2 separate regions of the Homo sapiens genome follow, and region 2 is linked to region 1. A link is a loop called in an ENCODE intact Hi-C map of the cell type or tissue named here. Cell type or tissue: prostate gland. All regions are shown on one strand. Each heading gives the region's core, and the rest is flanking DNA. Links, peaks and the distances in the headings are about the cores only.

What was found. Peaks named below come from ENCODE experiments on the same cell type or tissue, not always from the same donor. Only the 100,000 strongest peaks of a DNase experiment are listed, where the experiment ranks them.
Region 2: a loop joins it to region 1, with 12 times the contacts of the local background. A loop is called at or near these places in 51 of 110 quality-filtered maps.

The regions. Positions count from the first base shown.
Region 1 is chr16:28,065,094-28,077,075 of GRCh38, forward strand. No RefSeq gene overlaps it. Among named protein-coding and RNA genes, the nearest start is that of GSG1L, 7.4 kb to the left of the region's middle. In prostate gland, for the core only: a CTCF peak has its summit at 5,822 (motif pointing left); a DNase peak (open chromatin) is centred at 5,818.
Region 2 is chr16:27,634,202-27,646,183 of GRCh38, forward strand. The region is part of intron 5 of KATNIP (katanin interacting protein); the gene reads left to right. Among named protein-coding and RNA genes, the nearest start is that of KATNIP, 90 kb to the left of the region's middle. RefSeq lists enhancers at 1-138, 2,619-3,119, 6,919-7,560. In prostate gland, for the core only: a CTCF peak has its summit at 5,760 (motif pointing right); DNase peaks (open chromatin) are centred at 4,840 and 5,760; H3K27ac peaks cover 1,426 bases.

The DNA.
Region 1 (11,982 bases), core at 1,630-9,629:
CTTACTCCTGTGGGTGAGCCGGCACCCACTGTCAGCTGCTGCTAATCTGCCGGGGGGTAGGTGAGAGGAAAACGTTGTGGGCAACGTCCCTGGTAAGAGCAGGCACGAAGGATGGCCAAGGGTCTCCAAACTTGCTTTTAGAGCCCTTTTCTGGCACTGTGCAAGAGATTCTCAACTATTTTGAAAGAGAGGACCTCCATGTGATAATGGTGGCATTGAGAGTATTGGTTGACAGAGAAAATACATCATCGCCAAACAGCTGTAAAGAATCCAGTAGCATCTTTTTTTTTTTTTTTTTTTTGAGATGGAGTCTCACTCTGTCGCCCAGGCTGGAGTGCAGTGGTGCAATCTCAGCTCACTGCAACCTCCGCCTTCTGGGTTCAAGCGATTCTCATACTTCAGCCTCCCGAGTAGCTGGTATTACAGGCGCTTGCCACCACGCCTGGCTATTTTTCATATTTTTAGCAGAGACGGGGTTTCACCGTGTTGGTCAGGCTTGTCTCGAACTCCTGACCTCAAGTGATCTGCCCGCCTCGGCCTCCCAAAGTGCTGGGATTACAGGCATGAGCCACCGCACCCAGCCTCCAGTAGCACTTTTAAACTGGCATGCAGTATTCATCATGAGTGTCTGTGTACCAATGAAAACCAGCCCCTCGATGTGTGCTAAACAGGGTACTTCTTTGGACTCGAGGCTGTGGTTGGTGTGCATGTGAGCAGGGCTCGGTGACCTACAGCTGGGAACCCTGTCCTGCATGTTCAAAGCCAGGAGAGCCCAGGTGAGATATGTCTCAGGGACCACACTCTCTCAAGAAACACCTGAGGATGCACAGAGGGATTTGGAATTTCCATCTAAGATGCTCCTCCACTCACTGAGCCACCCACTGAATGCTCAGCACTGGGAAGAAAAGAGAACGTGAACAAAGTTCGTAAGAAAGAACATCACTCAGAACTTTGAGAGGCCGAGGCGGGCAGATCACCTGAGGTCAAGAGTTCAAGACCAGCCTGGCCAACATGGCGAAACCCTGTCTCTACTAAAAATACAAAAATTAGCCTGGTGTGGTGGCGCACAACTGTAATTCCAGCTACTCAGGAGGCTGAGGCAGGAGAATCCCTTGAACCCCGGGGGCAGAGGTTGCAGTGAGCTGAGATCGTGCCACTGCACTCCAGCCTGAGCGAGAGAGCGAGACTTTGTCTCAAAAAGAAAAAAAGAAAGAACACTGCAGAGTATGCAGGGGTGAAAGCCAGGGAGAGCAATTCAGCAGGGAGGGATCAAAGTGGGGATGGCTTCAAGGAGGGCCTCACTGAGAAGGGGACATTGGAGCAAGGATTTGAAGGAGATGTAGGGGCAAGCCATGAAGACATCCGGGGGAATGGAAGTTCCAGGCAGAGGGATGGCCAGTGCAAAAGCCTCGAGGCAGGAGCCTGTCTGGCCCTTTGGGGAAAAACTGAGAGCACAGTGTGGCTGCAGCTGAGTGAGCAAAGGGCAGAGGAGGAAAAAAAGGGGGCGGGAGGTGCTAGAGGAGGGGACAGATCACACAGGAATGCAGAGACCACACAAGGACTCAGGTATTCACTCTGAGCAAGATATTCATGCCGGCGGAGGGTCTGGGCAGAGGGGACCCATGTCTGGTTTCGTGTCTAACAGGACCGCACGTGCTGCTATGGGAAGAAGGGTGGAAGCAGAGAGACCAGACAGGCTGGTGTGTGGATTCCAGTGCATGAGGCCAGGGACTCAGACCAGTGTGGGGACAGGCATGGTGGAGGTTCTGGGTCAGCTTTAAAGGCAGCTCCAGGCCAGGTGCGGTGGCTCACGCCTTTCATCTCAGCACTTTGGGAAGCCGAGGAGGAAGGGTCACTTGAGTCCAGGAGTTCAAGAGCAGCCTGGGCAACAGAGTGAGACCCTATCTCTACAAAAGAAAATTAAAAATGAGTTGGATGTGGAGGTGTGTGCCTGTAGTCTCAGCTACTTGGGAGGCTGAGGCAGGAGGATCGCTTGAGCCGGGCAGGTTCAAGGCTGCAAGGAGCTATGATCGAACCACAGCACTCCAGCCCGGGTGACAGAGTGAGACCCTGTCTCTAAAAAAAAGAAAGTGAAATAAAGGCAGATCCAGCAGGATTTGCCCACGATAGAACACGGGGAAGTATGACTCCGATGTGTTCGGCAGGAGTTCCCGCAGGGATGGAGTTGCTATTGGCTGAGTCAGAAGCAGACCTGTGGGGCACAGGGAAAATCCAAAATTCTGGCTGAGTTTGTACTGGGCCTTTCCCATGAGCTGAAGACAGTGGATGGAGATTACACCCTTGGAGGGACCACTTCAGATGTCTACACAACCTTCGAAGTGAATCCAAACTCATCAGCAAAACCCTTGGATCACCACAGGGATTTTTATCCCAAATAGTGATATAGTTGGAATTACCTTGGGCGTAGAGGGAAGCGGTTGCAGGGAGAGGTAATGGGATTTGTTTAGGAGGCCAGAAATGTGAGCCTAAGTCCCTGGCTCCCTCCTCTCTGGCTCACTGCCACAGGCCAAGGCCTCACTGCAGCCTCCTGTCTCCATGCTGTCCCTCAGCCACCCCAACCCTGCACCTGCCTCCAGAGAGACCAGCCCCACACACCTCCGCCAAACCCCCCCCAAATGCTCCCACCGCCTGCCCTGCAGGACAAAAAGGCTCAATGACTGAGTTCGCTCTTCCAGGTCCTAGTGACTAGCTCCTGTCCACGTCTCCAGCCCCTTTGCCGCCCCTGCACTGCCACAGCTGCACCAAACCACCGTGCGGCGTCAGACCACCTGGTGCTCAAACTGAACCCAGGCCTTCACACACATTCCTTCCTCTCCATGGAAAATCCTTGCTCTCCTTCCTCTGTGCGTCTTTCAGGGTGCTGTTGTAAGCCTCATGCCGCCGTAGAATCCTCCCTGACCCCTATCCCACGTCCTGGCAGCCAGTCATCCCTCCTCTGATCTTCAATATCATGAATCACTCTGAACCATGATGTCTGTTTTCACACCTGTCTCCCCCACGTGCCTGGGAGCCCCTCCAGCTCACCCCACATGGCACCTGCAGACCAAATCTGGCCCTTAAGCTTATTTTGTTTGGCCTGGATGGAACTGGCCTCTACAGAGTGTTAAATTTTTATCAGTTGCCAACATTCCAGAATCATGAGAGTTCACATAAGAATCTAGACTCCCAGGCCAGGCGAGATGGCTCCCACCTATAATACCAGGACTTTAGGAAGCTGAGGCAGAAGGATTGCTTGAGGCCAGGAATTGGAGACCAGCAGGGCAAAAAAATTAAATCCTATCTCTATAAAAATTTTTAAATTAGCCAGGTGTGGTGGTGTGCCCCTGGCTCGTGTTTTTATACTCAACAAAATTTACCAGAAAAACTGTTGCTATTAATAATGAAATTCATACTTTTCAGGAAACATGAATCTGCCTTGAAGGGATGTGTCCCCAATGCATTTCATGTTTCCTTGGAGTCCGTGGCTACGGTCATTTGTTAGCTTCTGGGCTTCCTAAGTCACTTCCTGGTTTCTACACCTTCAAAACAGAGCTTGGGAAAACAGAACATCCCCAGCCTCCAGCCTCTCCTAATTATAGCAAGAGATTAGCCAATTTCCAATTATCAGGGAAGTTTTTTAAACATCGACTCCCAAGGTATGCAAGCCTAATGCCCACTTCACTCCCCTGGTTAACCCGTCACTCCGGGTTTCTGGGGAAAGCCAGCCTCACAGTGCTGGTATGCTTACCAGGCTGTTCGTGGTTCAGGGCCACTGTTCCCAGGGAAGGGAAGGCCCTCAAGCTCTGTGCAATCAAAGACATCCCAGGGGGTAGATTCTCCGGAGGTGAAAGGAACCAGCTTCATTAGAAAGTGATCAGCTGGGGCTACCTGTGTGTTCTTGGAAACTGTTGTAGCCCTTGTCTATTCAGGAAGTGTTTATCAGCCTCCTGCTCTGTGCTGGGCATTCAGTGAACAAGACAGGCCAGGTCTATGCCTTCATGGGGCTTACCTTCTAGAAGGGGAGACAACAATAAACAAGGGGCTGGGCGTGGTGGCTCACACCTGTCATCCTGACAATTTAGGCGGCCAAGACAGGTGGATGGCTTGAGCCCAGGAGTTCAAGATCATCGAGCAACACAGTGAGACCCCCGTCTCTACAAAATATACAAAAAAAGTTAGCCGGTTATGGTGGCACGTGCCTGTCATCCCAGCTACTCGGGAGGCTGAGGTGGAAGGCTCACTTGAGCCTGGGAGGTGGAGGTTGCAGTGAGCTATGATTGAGCCACTGCACTCCAGCTTGGATGACAAGGCGAGACCTTGTCTTTAATGATAATAATAATAAACAGGGAAGTGGGTGATAAATTCCCCAAATGCATAGATGGTAATCTGTGCAGGAGAACAAAGAAAAGATCTACTGGGGGACCCTCACTGATGAGGGATTGTTATATAATATATGCATGGACACTGAAACATTACACTGCACCCCAGAAATATGTAGCAATTATTATGTGTCAATTATAAAATTAAAAAGTAATTAATTTTTAGAGATAACTGGGAAGGTCTGAGTGTTAATCCTGGCTCTGCTGCATCTGGGCTGCGTGTTTTTGGATCTGTTCCCAATCTCTCGCTCAGAGCCTCAGTTTCCTCGTCTGTGAAATGAGGGCGGGAAAAGGACACCAATATGTGTGGAGTGTCTCAGCACAGGAACGCATTTCCACACATGGTCGCCCATCTCTCGTCATTCTCAATCCTCAAGGGGTTAGTCGTGTCCATTTTATAGATGAGGAAACTGACGCTGCTCAGAGAGGCTCCATCAATTGCACCAAGCCTACGTGACAGAAGCGTGGGGCACGTAGACAGAAGTGTCTTGGAGGGCTGACGGTTGGGGGGCACTCCTATCCCAGGGCCTTCAAGACCGGCCCAGGAGCTTTGATCTCACTCCGCCAGCCATGAGGATCCAGCGACGGCTGGAGCAGGCGCACGACGCTGCGTTTCTGGAAGGCGGCTCTGGGGACCCGCGGTCGGTTGGATGGGAGGTGAGGCATCGTGGGGATGTGTTAGGAGGCTCACGCATAGTCCATGCCAAGTACTGAAGTCTGCTCTGAGCCATGAGAAGGAACCTCACACTTGTTCCCCAGCTGCGTTCTCGAAGAATCAAGCCAAAACCCGCCACACAAGAGCTTTAGTACATCTGCCAGAAAATGCTCTCAGAGGCAGGGACACAGCAGCCCGCAAACTGGCCCTGACTCCAACACCCAGGACAGAAAGGAAATGCGTGACAGGTCACAGATAGGTTTGGGTGGGATAGAGCAGTAACAAATGAGATGAGGAAGAGTTACTCCTCAGGTCAGAGACTGCACACATTGATTTGGCACCGACTGTATACCATGCGCTTTAGCCAAAGGGATACAATTAAATCGACCCTTATGGAATTCTTACTAGATCTCAGCTGGAGAAACAGCTCAAGAAGTAGCAGGACAGTGGCCAGAGTCCAGGACCACCCGGGGTCCCCTCTACCTGTCGTGGGCCAGCTCTGTGTCATCTTCGGATAAATGCAGTGTTCAGGTTAAAGCCCCACCGCTCAAAATGAGCCTTGGGGGTCAGTGACTCCCTTCCGTATTCCCCACGCTCAATGGGATTTTTCTCGGTCCTCAGGGGCTGCAGATGGTTTATTTTACTCCATTCCTGAGGAGGGAGAACGAGGAAGGTTGGGGAGAAAGGAGACATTATAAGGTGTCTCCTGCACCAGCCCTTATGGGGCTGTTTTCCTAGAGTAGGTTTCAAAGCTGTTGTTTTGCTTCCCTCTGCTGCCTCCTAGGGGCCAAGAGTGGGACCGCCAGTCTTGATCCCCTGGACCAGTAAGAGCGTCCCCTCCACACTCATCCATCCACCACCAAGACACGAAAACTGCCCAGGTGAGGGACTTGGGATTTAATGAAACGACTAAGAGCAGAGATCTCCAACTGGGCAGGAACATTTATGAATTACACAATGATGCACTAACATATTACGAGCTGTACATAAAGCATAAAATATCCCTTATTCCAAAGAGCTTGGGACCAGATGTGTGTCAGATTTTGGACTTTTTCCGATTTCTAACTTCTTCAGATTTTGGAATATCCACTTTGTACTTACCAGTTAAGCATCCCAAATCCGGAAATCTGAAATATGTTGTTGTTGTTGTTGTTGTTTTGTTGTTGTTATTGTTTTGAGACAGAGTCTCACTCTGTCACCCAGGCTGGAGTGCAGTGGCTCAATCTCAGCTCACTGCAACCTCCGACCCCTGAGTTCAAGCGATTCTCCTGCCTCAGCCTCCCGAGTAGCTGGGACTATAGGCGAGTGCCACCATGCCTAGCTAATCTTTGTATTTTTGGCAGAGACGGGGTTTCACCATGTTGGCCAGGCTGGTGACAACTCCTGACCTCAAGGGATCTGCCCACCTCGGCCTCAAAATGCTCCAGTGAGCATTTCTGTTGAACATCATATCAGCACTCAAAATGTTTTGGATTTTGGAGCATTTTAGGTTTTGGCTTTTCAAATTTTGGATGCTCAACCTGTATAAAAACTAGGAATTCTTAACGGAGGACATGAAGATTAAATAAACACTACTTTGAAATATTTTTATTTTACTTGCTAACAGTAAAATTCACCTTTTGGCTTTCATTTGAGCATTCCAAATGTTCTTTTCCTGATAGCAATGCAATTGAATCTTTTTTATTTTTTGGAAAGCTTAGGTTTGGAAAGCACGGTACGTGCTGTGGTGACATGAGAATCTCGTTCTGTGGAGAGTGATGTCCATACTTGGTTTGAGTGGCTATTAGAGCTGCAAACGATACCTCACAAAGATTTGTAAATTCAAATGGAAGAAGTGCCATATGCTGTGCTTTCTAAATATTAATATCAATACTCGTATTTTAATCCCATTCACCAAATAGGGAACTATTTTTTGGTGAAATTGACTAGTACTGTATACATCCATCTTCCTGGATAGCCCTCATTTCATCTTGAAAAGAATTCAGAAAATTGGTATTTGCAGATTTGTAATAAATGGATTCAAAACTTCCTAAAAGTTTTCTTTTGAAAGATTTTGAAATTGGCTAGAATTTTCTGTTTCCCAGTTCTTCAAGTGTGCAGACGTGGGGAGGTTTTAAAAGGAAACACACTTTCTTTGCTTTTTGGCAATAAAAGCTGATAACAATGGAAACATTTCCAAACATCTGCTTTCAAAATGCTCTTTCCAAAACGTGAGTATCTCTCAAAAAGCACTCACATTCTCATTCATTGTTTAAAAATCACCTTCTCCTTGAAGGGGCGGATCCTGTGCTTTCTTTGGAGGGGGACAAGTAGCTGACAGTCACATGTCACCCGAAGAAGACATCAGTAAATGAAAGCATTTGTCTTATCATAAAAGAAAATAATGAAACTCATCTTCAGGCTCAACAGCTGTTTTGAGTCACCCTCATGGTCACCCCCCATCTCAAAACAAAGTGTCATTGAAGAATCTTCTAGGAAAGTCATATTTTTAGGAGTAATTTATAAATAATAATAATAAACAACAATAGAAAGTCCTGATTCTGGACCAGGCACAGTGACTCACGCCTGTAATCCCATCACTTTGGGAGGCCGAGGTGGGTGGATCACTTGAGGTCAGGAGCTCAAGACCAGACTGGGCAATATGGACAAACCCCATCTTCACAAAAAGTACAAAAAAAAGTTAGACAGGCATGGTGGTGCATGGTGGTCCCAGCTACTCAGGAGGCTGAGCTGAGAGAATCGCTGGAGCCCTGGAGGAGGAGGTTGCAGTGAGACGAGATTGTGCCACTGCACTCTAGCCTGGGCGATAGAGCCAGACCTTGTCTCAAAAGAAAAAAAAAATCCTGATTATGTGTTGGGCACTGTTGTAAGCAGACTCACGCACATTAACTCATTACATCTACAAGCAACCCTGTGAGGCAGGTATGATTCCAGTCTTCTTTGACAGATGAGGAAACAGAGGCACAGACACGGCGGAACTGGTAAAGTGTTTTCAGGACCTTATTGTGACTGTGACAGATGATACTGTCAAAGGGGAGACTGCTGATGGGACAGAGGGTACAGCATGGTGTATTAATCTGTTCTCACACGGCTAATAAAGACATACCCGAGACTGGGTAATTATATGGGAAAGAGGTTTAATGGACTCACAGTTCCACATGGCTGGGGAGGCCTCACAATCATGGTGGAAGGCAATGGAGGAGCAAAGTCACATCTTACATGGCAGCAGGCAAGAGGGTGTGTGCAGGGGAACTCCCCTTTATAAAACCATCAGCTCTCATGAGACTTATTCACCACCATGAGAACAGTATGAGGAAACCGCCTCCAGGACTCAATTATCTCCACCTGGCCCCGCCCTTGAAATGTGGGGATTATTACAATTCAAGGTGAGATTTGGGTGGGGACACAGCAAAACCATATCGCATGGGGACCCTAAAACTTGGGAACCAGAGCTTTCCCTACCCCCAGAAGACACTGTGAGTTCTCGCAAATTTGGGTCCAGGACTGTGGTTGTGGCACAGGCCACAAAAGATACACCCAAGTCCCGGGCTATCACAGAAGGTGAGGGGCCCAGAGCTCAGTGGAAAAGGGTGAATTCTTGCTTTCACTGAGCACAGCCTTATCTTCCCTGGGTTTATGATGAAGACTTATCTTCTGAGAACCTTGTCCTTACCACACAGATGATCTGTTAACCAGCATCGGTGTTCACACACACACACACAAACACATGTGCACGCACCTGCCTGACACTTCTTTTATTGATTCAAACTCCTAAGTAAAGCAAAGAGAAAGACAACGTATTCAACATCAAGTGCCATAGTGTACTCAGTGCCTTACACACGTAACTTCATTTAGTCTTTGCAACTGCCCTGTAAGGCAGGTGCTCTTCTGTCCCCATTTTATAGATGAGAAAACTGAGGCTGAAAGAGAAACAACCTGCCCAAGGTCTAGCGGTCAACCCCAGGTGTGGCCCACCAATCTCAGGAGTCCAGAAAGCCTTAACTGAGCAGCGATCACCTCCAGAAGGGGCCTCCCCAGAAGCCCCCTTGAGCGGTCACACCCATTCTGTGTACTGGGAGGTTTTCATGGTTTTTTGTTTGTTTGTTGTTTTTTGTTTTGAGACGTAGTCTCGCTCTGTCACCCAGGCTGGAGTGCAGTGGCATGATCTTGGCTCACTGCAACCTCCACCTCCCAGTTTCAAGCTATTCTCCTGCCGCAGCCTCCCAAGTAGCTGGGACTACAGTCACGCCCCACCATGCCTGGCTAATTTTTGTATTTTTAGCAGAGTCGGGGTTTCACCATGTTGGCCAGGCTAGTCTTGAACTCCTGACCTCGTGATCTGCCTGCCTCAGCCTTCCAAAGTGCTGGGATTACAGGTGTAAGCCACCGCACCCAGCTTGGTTTAGTTTTTTGAGACAGGGTCTTGCTCTGTCACTCAGGCTGGAGGGCAGTGGTGCAATCATAGATCACTGCAGCCTCCAGTTCCTAGGCTCATGTAATCCTCCCACCTCAGCCTCTGGAGTAGTTGGGACTACAGGTGTACACCACCGCACTAGGCTACTTTTTAAATATTTCTTGTAGAGACAGGGTCTCACTATGTTGCCCAGGCTGGTCTCAAACTCCTGGCCTCAAGCGATCCTCTCACCTCGGTCTCCCAAAGTGCTGGGATGACAGGCATGAGCCACTGCGCCCAGCCTGTACTGCAAGTTTTTGACCACAAAAGAAATTTATTACATTAGAAGAGTTTTGTTAAAAGAGGCGAAGTCAGGGAAGCATGGAGACAAAGAAACAGGAGGAGGAGGAGGCAGCCCACTCCTGTCTCCCCGAGAGTGAGGCAAGCCCAGCCACCAGCTGAGGCACAGCCCAGTGCAAGGGGGGATCCTCCCTGCGCTAAGGATATCAGAAGAACGCCCGTCTCCTGAGCAGCACTCTGGAGGGAGCTGACCTAGGAAGGGGCTTGGCTGGGGCTTGCACAGGACAGGGCGGATCTGAGCAGGAAATCAAAAGGATTGTACTATGTCTCCAAGCTCAGGAGAGTCCTGGATGCGACCAGCTCATTGCACCTCACTCTAAAACGGTCAGAATCGATGAGGTGAGGCACTGGGTGGTTGTGACTCAGGGAGGCCTCTTCTGTCTACCTGGGAGTGTGGCTGTGCAGTGGGGAGACCTCAGCCCTGGGAGGAGGAGGAACGTGTCTTCCTGGAGGCTTTGGAGAAGTCAGTGGGGTTTTCTAGCTTTGTTTTTGTTTGTTTTTTTTTTTTTGAGATAGGGTCTTTCTCTGTTACCCAGGCTGCAGTGCAGTGACATGATTATAGCTCACTGCAGCCTCCACCTCCTGGACTCAAGTGATCCTCCCGCCTCGGCCTCCCAAGTAGCTGGGACCATTTACCCCACTGACTCTGTGGTCTTTCCACCTCAGCTGTTTGTTCCAGCTCCAATGCTCCCAGGGTGGTTGGGAGAGAGATTGGGCACCACCACTGAGATGCATGGTTACTCCCAGTCACGTCGCTGGCCCCAGGTCTGTGTCCCTTCCTGTGTCTGGCTGCCCTTTGCCAAGTGATTTTGCAAGAGCCCTTCCACGGTGAGCAGGGCCTGGGTCCCTGCCTCTGCACTCCAGCCATTGCCATGTGACTTGCTTTGCCAATCATATGAGGCTGCTGGGCCATAAGAACACACCTCGGCCATCCCACTAGCCCCAGGACAAGGATGACCTTGATGAATTCCTTCCCACCTGACCCCTAGTCACATGGCTGAGCCCAGCCAAGACCAGCAGAGCTTCCCTGCCAAGTCCAGCCCAGGTCAGTCAACCAATCAACCCACTATGAGAATAAATGAGTGTCGCTTTAGGGTGACGTGTGGGGTCATTTGTTAGGAAGCATTTCTGTAGCAAAAGCTAACTGATACAGTGGGCATCTGTGTTCCAGTTATTTCTCTCACGAGCCCTCTCCCTGCCCACCTGTGCACGGCACAGTCCTAATGGGGGTAAGAAGCAGGTGGGGATTACGGTGGACCCAGGCATCCAGCTCAGCCAGGCCAGGATGCCAGCAAGATGGGAAGAAGTGAGCTGGAGACATCTCCCATTAGAACCCCCAAAGCTTCTCTGAAAACAAAGTGTATGGGATCAAGAGAGCTGAAAAGGAATGAGGAGCTGAAATGTGCCAGGCGCAGTGGCTCATCCCTGTAATCCCAGCACTGTGGGAGGCCGAGGCAGGAAGATCGCTTGAGCCCAGGAGTTCGAGACCAGCCTGGGCAACACAGCAAGACACCATCTCTTAAAAAAAAAAAAAAAAAAAAAAAAGAAGACAAAACAAAAGGAGCAGAAGTGGCCAAATGTGTCCACTGTGTTAAAGAGACTTTAACAAAAGATACGCTATGTGATGGGGAAGGGGGAAGAAAGAGCTGAGGCTCACAGAAACATCTGGCTGCACTGTGAGCTTGGGAACTTCTTCGGTAAATAGCATCACAGAGCCGGGTGTGGTGGCACGAGCCCGTAGTCCCAGCTACTCAGGAGGCTGACATGGAAGGATCACTTGAGCCCAGGAGTTCCAGGCCAGCCTGGACAATGTAGCAAAACCCCATCTCTACAAAAGTAAAAATAAAAATAGCCAGGCGTGGTGGCACACGACTGTAGTCCCAGCTGCTTGGGAGGCTAAGGTAGGAGGATCACTTAAGTCTGGGAGGTCGAGGCTGAAGTGAGCTATGATGGGGCCACCGCACTCCAGCCTAGATGACAGAGCAAGACCCTGTCACAAAAAAAAAGAAAGAAAGAAAATGAAAATCTATAAATACATTCCTGCATATGCTCATGCCACACCTTGGAGAGAGATGTGTCGTTCAGGGCTGGCTGAAGCCACCTAAAGGGCAGTCATTTGTTTATGTAACTGAAAAGCTCAGGGAGAGATCTTGCTGGAGGTATGGCTGAATCTAGCATCTCAAAGCTGTCAAAGA
Region 2 (11,982 bases), core at 2,223-10,222, 430 kb before region 1:
TTCACAGGGCCTAATCATAGCTAATTTCCTGATTTCCTGATGCCTCGAGGGCTGTAATTGTCCTTCTACACTGTATCAGTCAGGGGTCAGTCAGTGCCTAACAGCAGAGACCACTCAGGCTATTTTAAGCAGAAACAAATGCAGTGCAGGGAGTCGGGTGCTTACGAAGTCCTTGGGCTAGCATGAGGAGGGGACTCTGGGCTGGGCCTCTAGGAATGGTGCCTCAAAAGCATGGCCACTTAGCCTGGGCCTGCCAGGAGAGCGGCTGCCTAGGACACCATTGGGAAGGTGGGGTATCAGCATCAGGAAGGTGTCACCTTAGCTGCAATCCAGGAATCAGGGAGTTACTGCCCCAGCTGTTGGCCTCAGAGTGACTCCATGCCTGCTGGGACAGCGCTATGAAGACCCTGCCCCGCAGCCTGGCTAGCCAGTCAGGAACATTATGGAAGAACTCCATGCCCTGTGCTTAGCACTGAAACAGCCAACATCTATCCCCCTCCTCTCCTCACCTCACTTCTGCTTTCCCTGGCTCGTGTGAGGCCATCTGATTGGCTGAACCTAAATCACACCCAGAACCCAAGCCAAAATGTAACCATAATAGGTCCATTGCACGATGCTGGCAAGTCTATACACATAGACCCTGGGTTTCAGCAGAGAGAGAGATTTAATTGTAGGGCCGCCAAACGAGGAGATGGAAGGAAACCTCAAATCTGTCTCCCGGAGGAGTTTGGGGCCAGTGTTTTTAAGGGTTTTGGAGTAGGCTGATGTGTGGAGATCATTGATTGGTGGAAGAGTGCAGGGGGAAGTCACGGGACAGGGAGATGAAGAAGCTGTGTTCTCACGCAGATCCCGTTCTTCTGTGGGGGGCCTTCAAACTGGCTAGCGTGAGTTGTTTTGCTGGAATTTAAGATCTGAAAAACATCTTAAGCAATTCTTAAACAAAAGCCTTAATGATTCTACAGTCAGAAATCTATAAGGAATAATGGGAATGCTAATGGTCAGTATCCAGTGAATTTCAGTTACAAGGAAGTGGGTCAAAGTGCAGTGATTAATGCTGAATTATAACTATATTCTGTGAGAATTCTTGTTAACCCTGTGAGGACAGCTTTAGAAAGGGAGTCTGGGAAATGCAGTATTTGGCTTTCTGGCCTCTACCCCACAGAAAGGCTCCCCAGGAGGAGTGTGGGATGGGTACCGAGAGCCGGCCCCCTCCAGTCTAGAGCATGGACTCTGCTCCACACACCCAGGCTTTTGGGAACCAACCTTAAAGATAGACACAAACCAGGGAGCATTCAAAAGTGGTGAATGAACTACATGTGTCATGAATGAAATCATCTGTTAATTTAACAGACATGTATTGATACCCAGCAGGGCCCAGGCACTGTGCAAGGCTCTAGGGTTCAAAAAAAAAAAAAATTCAAGAAGGCTCAGTTCCTGCCTTTGAAGCTCGGGCTGTGAAGACATGGGGACTGCTTAACTGGGAGGAGGGTGTGACACCTGACTTCAAATACATGGATGGCGGGCCTGGCGGGGTCCAGAAGTTAACCACTTGAAGCCTGTGGGTCAAACTTGCCCCCAGATAATGGTTGTTGGGCTCATACAGCTTTTAAAAGACTTTTCGAAGCTTGCCAACATTTAAATTAACAAGATTTTATATTAAAAATATATCTAGCCAGGTGCAATGGCTCATGCCTCTAATCCTAGCACTTTGGGAGGCCGAGGAAGGAGGATCACCTGAGCTCAGGAGTTCAAGACCACCCCAGGCAACATAGTGAGTCCCATCTCTACTAAAAATAAAAAAATTAGCCAGGCATAGTAGCGCACACCTCTAGTCCCAGCTACTGAGGAGGCTGAGACAGTTAGGATCGCTTGAAGCCAGGAGTTCAAGGGTGCAGTGAGCCATGACCGCACCACTGCACTCTAGCCTGGGGGACAGAGCAAGACCCTATCTCAAAATCAAAAATCTAGATCTCTTCTTCCCTGGAAAAAATGGAAAAGTCTGGCCCCCACGCTGGGCCATCCTCCTCCCCACTAGGCAGCCAGCAGCAGGAGCCAAGTCCAGCTACTGCCTTTGGATAGGGCATGAGCTTTCCTGTTTGCCAAAGTCCCCACCACTCCCCAGAGCTTCAGTGGTGAGGCTGAGTGGTAGCTGTGGTTTATTATCAGATTTAGGCTATGATTTCTCTTATCTCGTGTTTCCATTTCCCGTCTGGTTCTTTGGGGCATTTGAATTTGTAGCCCCTGGAGAGTGGAAGGAGTAGGCTTTGGACTGCTCACTGGCTGTGTGTCCTGGAGCTGGCTGTGTAACCTCTCTGAGCTATGTACGTGTAACCTCTGTGAGCTGTGTGCCCTGGAGCTGGCTGTGTAACCTCTCTGAGCTGTGTGCCCTGGAGCTCTCTGTGTAACCTCTCTGAGCTGTGTGTCTTGGAGCTGGCCATGTGACCTCTCTGAGCTGTGTGCCCCAGAGCTGGCTGAGTAACCTCTCTGAGCTGTGTGTCTCGGAGCTGGCTGTGTAGCCTCTCTGAGCTGTGCACCCCAGACCTGGCCATGTAACCTCTGTGAGCTGTGTGCTCTGGAGCTGGCCGTGTAACCACTCTGAGCTTTGGTTTCATCATCAATGAAACCTCCCAGGGCTGCTGGAGGGGAGCATGTGCAGCGTGCATTACAGGTGGTCTCAGCAGGGGCTGCCTGCTGCTTCAGGTGGGAACAGGTGACAGACAAGTCCAGAGGAATGGCTAAGAGCATAGACCCTGGAACCTTCCAGCAGCCCCAGTGCAAAGCCTTGGCTCCGCCTCCTGCCAGCTGCACAGTGGCTAAGACGCTTAACCCCTTGGTGCCTGCGCTCTCATTTGTCATGTGAGGTTGGTAATGGTAATTAATGAGGGCAATTAATGAGGATCAGTGGGGTCTGTGTTTGGAGAGAAGCTGAAGCAGTGCCTGGCACAGGAGAAATAGTGAATGGTGCTGCCTGTTGTTGTTTTAATCACAGAGGGGCAGATGGGGAGGGCAGCTCAGCCTGGAGGCCTCAGGGCTCTTCACTCTAGTATGTTCCTTTGCTCACTCATACTTTACTTCTTTCATTCCGTGCTCATGTATTGAGCACATACTCAGTTTTGGCACTTACAGATGCCGGGTTCCAAGCAATAAGTGAGGCCAGCCCTGCTCTCCTGGAGCTCATGTTGATGGGGAGCGGGTGGGGAGGTTGGGAAGGCAAAGGACCAAAGGCAAGCAAGGGAGTCGGAAGACAGTGCTACGAAGGAAGGACAGAGGACAGCAGCCTGAAAGAGAAGCTGTCGGGGGAGCGCTCCTTCAGCGAAGGTGGGCAGCACAGCCTCCCAAGGGGCCGCATCGCAGCCAGGGCCTGAGAGTTACCTGGAGCCAGCCCCGGAAAGATCTGTGGCTGGGGGAGGCTTTCAGGTGAGGGGACAGTGAGAGCAGCGGGCACTGGGCACAGGCTGAGAGGAGGCAGGGCGATCAGGACAGGGTGGCAGAAAGGGTGGGGATGAGGGTGTCAGGGTTGCAAGTAGGAAGAACCGGCCATGCAGGGCCTAGAAGACCACAGGAGGAAGTTTGGATTTCAATCTAAATGTGAGAATTTCCAAGAGGGTTGAAACAGTAGAGCGCCACGTTTGGGTTCATATTTTGGGTTCATGTGTGCAGAAAGGACCGCCCATGGGAGCAAGGGGCTACAGGAGGACCAGGAAGCCTTTGAAGCAGGGCTACGTCTCTCTCCACCAACCTTCCCCAGCCCCCGTCCTTGCACTTCTGTTCCCTGTCCCTGAGCTGCCGCCAACTCGTAGCTTCAGTGTTCCCCTGATCCATCGTGCCTTCTCCACACACGGTTTTACACTCCCTCCATATTTGTTAGTTGAAAGTTTCCAAGACAGAGACAGTCTGAATCTCTCAGCTCATCCCTTTCTCAGGGCATGGCCTGGGCTGCTGCTGCTTAGCCTGGATGAGGCACCCCCTCCTACCTCCATCGGCTATGACTAGAGCCCCTCAGAGACCAGTTCATTTGGTGCAAACCCTGCCTGCCCTGGCCACATGAGCAGGAACCATGAGTCCTATAGCTTCTTGTCAAGAAGGCTGGAGGTAGCAGAGTGAATAGACTGGGGGTGCCAGCTATACCATTATTACCGTCATGAGGAAGACAGGCTGGATTGGTTTGCTCTGGCTCCAAGAAGTGGAGTTAAGTCCAAAGTTTCTCCATGGTAGACAGTCCATGGAGACAGAGTCTTGGGTCCATGGGATGGAGAGGAAGACAATCTTTCTATCCTAACCCTTTTGGATGGGCTCCTGCCATGCTTAGGGGCAGCCAAGGTAGGCAGAGTGGTCAAGGCAGCCAAGTCCCCAGTGGCCAGTGGCCAGTTCTCAAAAGCTGCTCCACCAAGAGAGGGACCACAGTCCTCTCCCGGTCTTGGGGTTTCACTTGTAGGGCCATGCCAACCAGGAGGTATCAGTGGGGCCACACGGTCGCCTTGTGTATTCACATTGGTCAGCAGGGGACACCGTGGTGGGATGCAGTGGTCCCAGTGCACAGTGAGCACCTGCAGTCCCAGCCTTATTCACAGTCCACACAGCCCCCTTGCCTCCCCATTCACCCTCTGTACTCTCCTCCTGGCTGTCTTGCTGGATTTTTTTTTTTTTTTTTTTTTGAGACAGGTTCTTGCTATGTAGCCCACACTGGTCTTGAACTCCCGGGCTCATGCGATCCACCCACCTTGGCCTCCTAAAGTGCTGGGATTAACAGACGTGAGCCACTGCGCCCAGCCCTGAAACTCTCTTGAATCACACACCCTGTTTCTACTGACCAAGCCCAATCCATTCACCGCCTCCAGGAGAACAGGTTTCTCTTCTTACGGTCTCACCCAACAATAAGAAAGCACATTTGGGTAGAGCTGCCCTGACAGGAGGGGCTGCGTCAGGTACACTGGCCTCCAGATCCCTTGACCAGAAGGTCACAGAGTCATCCCAACTCTGGCTCCTGGCCAAGAAGCCGATGACTTCCACCTGTAAAACCCTTCCCAAGCCCCTCAGATTCCTGGGGGTTTGGGGAGGATCATGGCGATGGCTGTGTTGGGCTCCCGAGCTGCCACCTTCCCTGTGGAATGGGCTGGTGGTGATGTATGGCCTCTTGTTCATACTGTCCTTTTCCCCCCACCACTTCTGGGCCTTAGATCTTTATGCTGCTATCTGTGGATTAAGATTTATGGCTTCCTCAGCCTTGTAATACTTGGGTGGACAGCGGCCTAATCAACAGAGCCGTCGTTTACCAAAATGCTGTCAGATTTGATGAACGTCATCGGCTCTTAGCATTAAATTGCTAGTGAAGGGATTGGCCTTCCAGCAATTTACTGTGGGGTGGGCGTTCCTTAAAGGTCTCTAAAGCAAGTTCATTGCAATTATTAAAGCAGAGGCTTTGCTCTCACTCAGCCACCATATCCTGTGTCCTGTTGTGGCCTGTGCAGCTTCAGCACCTTCAGAAAATCTCACAAGTAAAAATGGGAAGTGTTGGGGGCCCTGTCTCTTGTTATCTTCCTTCTGAGTTCTGAAACCCTTGCAGTGAGGACGACAAATGAAACAAGCCGTAAAGCATTGGCCTTTCCAGTGACCTTGCACAACACAGACTGTCAGAGTGGGGAGCACTGCTATTTCTAAGAGATCAGACAAATCAGGGATGAACACATCAAGTCAGCCGGACCTCCCAACCCTAGACCTACCTTTGTCAGTGTTTTAGAGCTCTCGTACCTCTAGAGGGAGCCATTTGCATACTGCACAACCCACACAACCATATGGGGCAGCCCCCAGCCTTGCTCTTTTTTTCTACTTGACAATAAGCTTTAATGCACACCTTTTAAAACAGTTTGCGAAGAGGGGTGGCAGATATGAACAAATAACTCTAGGCATGAACTGGGCTGAGTGTGGGCCAGGTATGAAATAAGCTGGCCTTGGGTTGCAAAAAGGAACATGGATTTGGGGATGTCACTGCTTTTAAATCCTCCTCCCCCATATGATTGATACTGCAAGGGTCTACCCAGGTCTGGGTGCTGCAAGTAGGCAAGAAAGAGCAGCCGCTTTGAAACACCCACTCAGGTACAGCAGCGTGCCAAGCGGGGAGCTAGCCAGGTGCACAGTCATCATCCCTTGCAAGGGCGTGGAGGTGGGAGGCAGGGAGCCATGCACGGCCTGGGGGGCTGGGTTGGAACCTGCCAGCCTGGGCTGCTCACTGGAGGTGAGCCTTCCGTGTGGGCAGGGCTGCTTTCAATCTCCTCCCAGTGGTGGCAGAGGAGCCTCCCTGGGGCTGGGGGCGGGAGAGCAGGCCAGATGGAGGGACTATTTATTCCCCTCTCCAGCACCCACTCAACATTAGAAACTCTTTCTGGACCACATTAATTTTGTCACATGTTGCTTCATAAACACATTCTCCCATTATGTGTGCTGTGTGACCTCCTTGAGGGCAGGGCATTGGTTTTTAATTTTTTTTTTTTTTTTTTGTATCTTCCTGTGTTTTCAGAACCTTGTATGCAGTCGGCGCTCAGTAAAAGCTTGCTGATTCAGTGCCTTAATGCCGACTGCAAACCTGGGTCCTGACACCTCTGCGAGGTGAGCAGTAGTGCTAAAGGGAAGACGGGAAAACCACAGACGAGAGAGAGGCCGGGCGCGGAGGCTCACGCATGTAATCCCAGCACTTTGGGGGGCCGAGATGGGTGGATCACCTGAGGTCAGGAGTTCGATACCAGCCTGGCTAACGTGCTGAAACCCTGTCTCTACTAAAAATACAAAAACATTAGCCGGACATGGTGGTGAATGTCTGTAATCCCAGCTACTCGGGAGGCCGAGGCAGGAGAATTGCCTGAACGCGGGAGGCAGAGGTTGCAGTGAGCTGAGATCGCGCCATTGCACTCCAGCCTGGGCGACAGAGTGAGGCTCTGTCTCAAAAAAAAAAAAAAGGAGAGAGAGAGACCTGGGCTTTCCTTGAACATTAGAGCTCTCTTTCATGCTTTCAGTTCAAATCCAAGGCTAGCAGAATTGTTCATCCCGATTCTTGGTTATCTTAAGTTCAGGCACGTTTGGGTCCAGGAGCTCAAACGATATAATGACCTATTCTTCATCTCTCAACCCCCCCTGTGCCCCATGTGGTACCAAGACAAGCCACCAGCAGCTGCCCACTTAGGTTCCGCCACCCTGCTACCACATCTCTTCCATGCCCCAGAACCAGTCACCCAATCACTGGGGGGACAGGGGAATCGCATGCTCTGATTGGCTAGGCCTGGGTCACGTGCTTCCACCCCTTGGGAGGACTCAGTGCCATGTGAACCTCTTAGGGCCCGGGCAGGAAGTGGGGAGCAAGACACCATCTCAAAAAGCGAAAACAGGGTGCTTTTACCAAACACAGGGGAGTATGTGCTGGACAGGCAGAAGCAACGGCTTCCACCACAAAGCCTTGTCGATCTCCTGATCTTATGCTATTGGAAATTGAATGTGCGTGCGTGTAAATGACCTGGGATACTGCTCAGGTTTACATTCTGATTCCCAAGGCAAAGGAGGGGCCTGGAATTCTGCATTTCTCACAAATTCCCAGGAGATACCAATGCTGCTGGTCCGTGGACCACACTTAGAGTAGCAGGGCCCTAGTCCAGGCCCCCTTTTTCTGGACAAAGGACTAGAAACCCATGGGGAGGCCAGGCCGCACCCTAGGCCCTGGCCGGTGCTGGTGAGTCAGGCAGCTCCTCAGGCCTGGGCCCCGTGCCCCGTGGTCCCTCCTCCTTGCCCCTTCTCGAGCCATCTCTTCCCCGGCTAGAAGGCCTCCTGGTATTTGGATGTAAATTGAGTAGTTTCTGGGGAGGAGGGAGGAGCATGCTCTCCTGGGAGGTATGGTAGAAAATTGCGGCACTATTCACAATAGCAAAGACTTGGGACCAACACAGATGTCCAACAATGATAGATTGGATTAACAAAATGTGGCACATATACACCATGGAATACTATGCAGCCATAAAAAATGATGAGTTCATGTCCTTTGTAGGGACATGGATGAAGCTGGAAACTATATGTCCTTTGTAGGGACATGGATGAATGCTGGAATCATTCTCAGCAAACTATCGCAAGAACAAAAAACCAAACACCGCATGTTCTCACTCATAGGTGGGAATTGAACAATGAGAACACATGGACACAGGAAGGGGAACATCACACACCAGAGCCTGTTGTGGGGGGCCTGCTGTGGGGCCTAAAACTTAAAGTATAATAAAAAGAAAAATTCAAATCAATGATGAACTTCAAAGCCGTTACAGCTTCATCCCAGTCGAGGTAGGAAGACCTCCAGGAATCTCCGGGCCTGGAAACCCCCGGTTTTGGTTATATGTTCCGGGTAGTGCTTTCCCTCCACAGCCCTAGCGCCGAGGGTAACACATGTGCTAAGACCGAGTTGATAGGGCCTGGGAGGAAGCTGCGCCATATGTGGAGCTGGAACCCAGGGCAACATGGGACACCAGGGAAGTTCTCTAATCCCAGTCCAAAGGCCTCTATAGCCCAGGCTGGACACATTGTTTTTTAATTTTTAAAAAATTTTTTTTTTTTTTTTTTTGTGGAGACAAGGTCTCACCGTGTTGCCTAGGCTGCTCTCAAAATCCTGGCCTCAAACAATCCTCCCACCTCAGCCTCCTGAAGAGCTGGGATTAGAGGTGTGAGCCACCACACCCAGCCCAGGTGGGACACATTTATTCTTCAACACGCCTGCTGGGGGCAGTACAGCATGGTGATTTAGAACAAGAGTTCATCCACAACTACAGCCCTTGGGCCAAATCTAGCCTCAGCCCGTATTTGTAAATAAAGTGTTACTGGAACACAACCGTGCCCATTTCTTTAGTCATTGCCTGTGGCTGCTTTTGAGCTGCAATAGGATTGCTGAGTATCCTAACAGAGACCATATAGCTTGCAAAGTCTAAAATCCTTCTGGCCCTTTACAGGAAATGTTGGCCCATCTTTGGTTTAGTGTCAGGCCTGTGATTAGGCTGTGCAACTTCCTCGCTGTGTGGCCTTGGGCAAGTGGCCTACACCCTTGTGACTCAGTTTCCCCCTTGGGTTGCTTTGAGAACTAAATGAGCGGCCAGGCACAGTGGCTTACACCTGTAATCCCAACACTTTGGGAGGCCAAGGCAGGTAGATCACCTGATGTCAGGAGTTCAAGACCAGCTTGGCCAACTTGGCAAAGCCCCGTCTCTACTAAAAGTACAAAAATTATCTGGGCCTGGTGGCGGGCACCTGTAGTTCCAGCTACTCAGGAGGCTGAGGCAGGAGAATTGCTTGAACCCAGGAGGCAGAGGTTGCAGTGAGTCGAGATCACCCCGCTGCACTCCAGGCTGGGTAACAGAGTGAGACTCTGTCTCAAAAAAAAAAAAAAAAAAAAAAAAAAAGAACTAAATGAGTGAATGCACCTGAGTGCTTGGAGTGGCACCCAGTGACATGGCACGTAGTGTGAAAGCGTTGATGGGTGAGCGGGGCATTGTGAACTTGGATCAGAAAGGAGTTCTGTCCAAACTACTAGAGTTTGGTAGGTCAGTAAGACTCTGACATCATTTTCTTCATCATCTAGATAATCCTTATGTTTACTAAACCTGCAGGGAATTGAATATTACAAGGGGTGAAAGGTTCTAACCCCAGGGCTTCAAGGGAAATGCATGCCCTAATTACCACCACCACCACCACCCCTTTTTCTTTTTTATTTATTTATTTTTTTGCTGCTTCTAGGACCAGTTCTAGGAAATTGCTTTTTCTAGGGCCAATTCCTCCCTAGTCCATCTTCCAGAGACATAATCTTTTTTTTTTTTTTTTTTTTTAAGCAGGGTCTTACTCTGTTGCCCAGGCTGGAGTGCAGAGGTGCGATCTCGGCTCACTGCAGGCTCCACCTGCCAGGCTCAAGCGATTCTCCTGCCTCAGCCTCCCGAGTACCTGGAACTACAGGCACACACCACCACACCTGGCTAATTTTTGTATTTTTGGTAGAGACAGGGTTTCACCATGCTGGCCAGGCTGGTCTCGAACTCCTGATCTCAACTGATCCGCCCTCCTCAGCCTCTCATAGTGCTGGGATTACAGGCATGAACCACCGCGCCCAGCCAAAGATGTAATCTTGATCATGCCGTCCCCAGCCCCTCTTAGCTCCAGAGCCTCCTATAATAACAGCCCTCGTGGGCATCTGGCTGGGTGCCAGCCCCATTCACAGGCTCCCACGGAGACCTTGTCTCTCAATTTCCTCCTGCATCATTTTTCTTTTAGTCACTTGTCCTTCTCTGAGCCCTTCTTTGCTCACTTTTTCTTTAGAGCCAGGATCTCGCTTTGTCACCCAGGCTGGAGCATAGTGACGTGATCATAGCTCACTGCAGCCTCGAACTCCTAGGCTCAAGTGATCCTCTTGCCTTGCCCTCCCAAGTAGCTGGGACTACAGGCACGTATCACCACGCCCGGCTAATTTATCTATTTATTTTTTTAGAGATGTGGTCTCACTATGTTGCCCAGACTGGTTTCAAACTCCTGGACTCAAGCAGTCCTCCCATCTCAGCCTCCCAAAGTGCTGGGATTACAGGCAAGAGTCACCTTGCCCAGCCCCTAAATACCCTTGAGTACCCCTTTTGTGAGTCTTGGAGTTCATGCACATACTCTGTGTCCTGTTCTATCTTTCAGTAACAGGGCCAGGAGAGGGTGAGGTAAGTAAGGCACCTGGAGCAGAATATTAAAGGAGGCCTCATGCTCAGATTTGTGCATGGACAGGTTGGTGCCTGAGAGTGAGACTCCCTTAAATATCACACCCTGGGCACCTTGCTCCCCTCAAGCCAGCCCTGGCCCTGCTTACTGAGTCCAACACAGCCAGCTTTACCTGTGGCCTTGGAGCAGGTGGCAGTTTCTCTGGTTCACTACCAGAGGACATGGTTGGCTGGCTTTTGGGGGCTATGCCGAATGAAACATACACCTGAGAGGCAGTCTGGTGACCTGTGCAGAGTTGATGCCGTGTAAATAGGTACAGCCCTGTGGTGCTGTGTGCCAAAGCCCCAGCCGAGGGCTCACCTGCGTCACTGCGTGTCATCTTTGTGGCAGCTCTCTGATGAAGATTCATGAGTGGTGTCTTAACAGATTTGGAAACCGGGCTCAGGGAGGCTAGATGACTTGCTCAAGGTCACACAAGGAGTAGGCATCAGAGTTCCAGGAATCACGTAGCATGCCGGAGTCTAGAACCTGGGCCCTTCACCACACAGGAGCCACGGTAACAGAAACACAAAAGTAACAAGTGCCCAGAGTGGGTTAGCAAGTGGGATGGAGTTGAGCTGCTTGCAACAGAAACTAGATTGCTGCATCTTAGAGAACATGGCTCCTGTTTTCCTCATTTGTGAACAGTGCATTTGGAGGCAGGCTGGTGGCATGGGTGGGTGGTGCCACCAGTAACCCAGCTTCTCTGTTGCGCTGGGCCATCTTTGGTGTGTGGCTTTCTTCCTCATTCTCACAAGATGACTGCTGTGTTCCCAAACATCCCATCCACATTCCGGTCAGGAAGAAGGGTAGAAGGGTAAAGGGCAGAAGTCCTGTCTGCACTGAGTCTCTCCTGATTACCAGGAAAACAGAGTTTTCTCTGAAGCTCTGCCTCGTAGACTTCTAACCACTAGCATTGCCACACCTGGATCTCGTGGCCATCCCTAGCTGCAAGGGCCCCCAGCAATGTGACCGTCTTAGTGGGGCACATGGCCACCTCAGTAGAGTCAGGCAGCTGACAGATACCAGGTAGGCAGAGAGCATTGTCTCCAAAGCTAGGTAGGGTTTGGATGCATGGAAAAGATTTGGGAAAATGGCATTCAGATTGGGAGAATAGCATAAGCAGAGGCACAGAGGTGGGAGAGTTCAGGGTACAAGGGAGGGCCAAGACTGTCACAAATAACTTTAATCCTCTTCACACTGGTGTAAGCAAAAAGGAGAATGTTTCAGTGGGGCTCG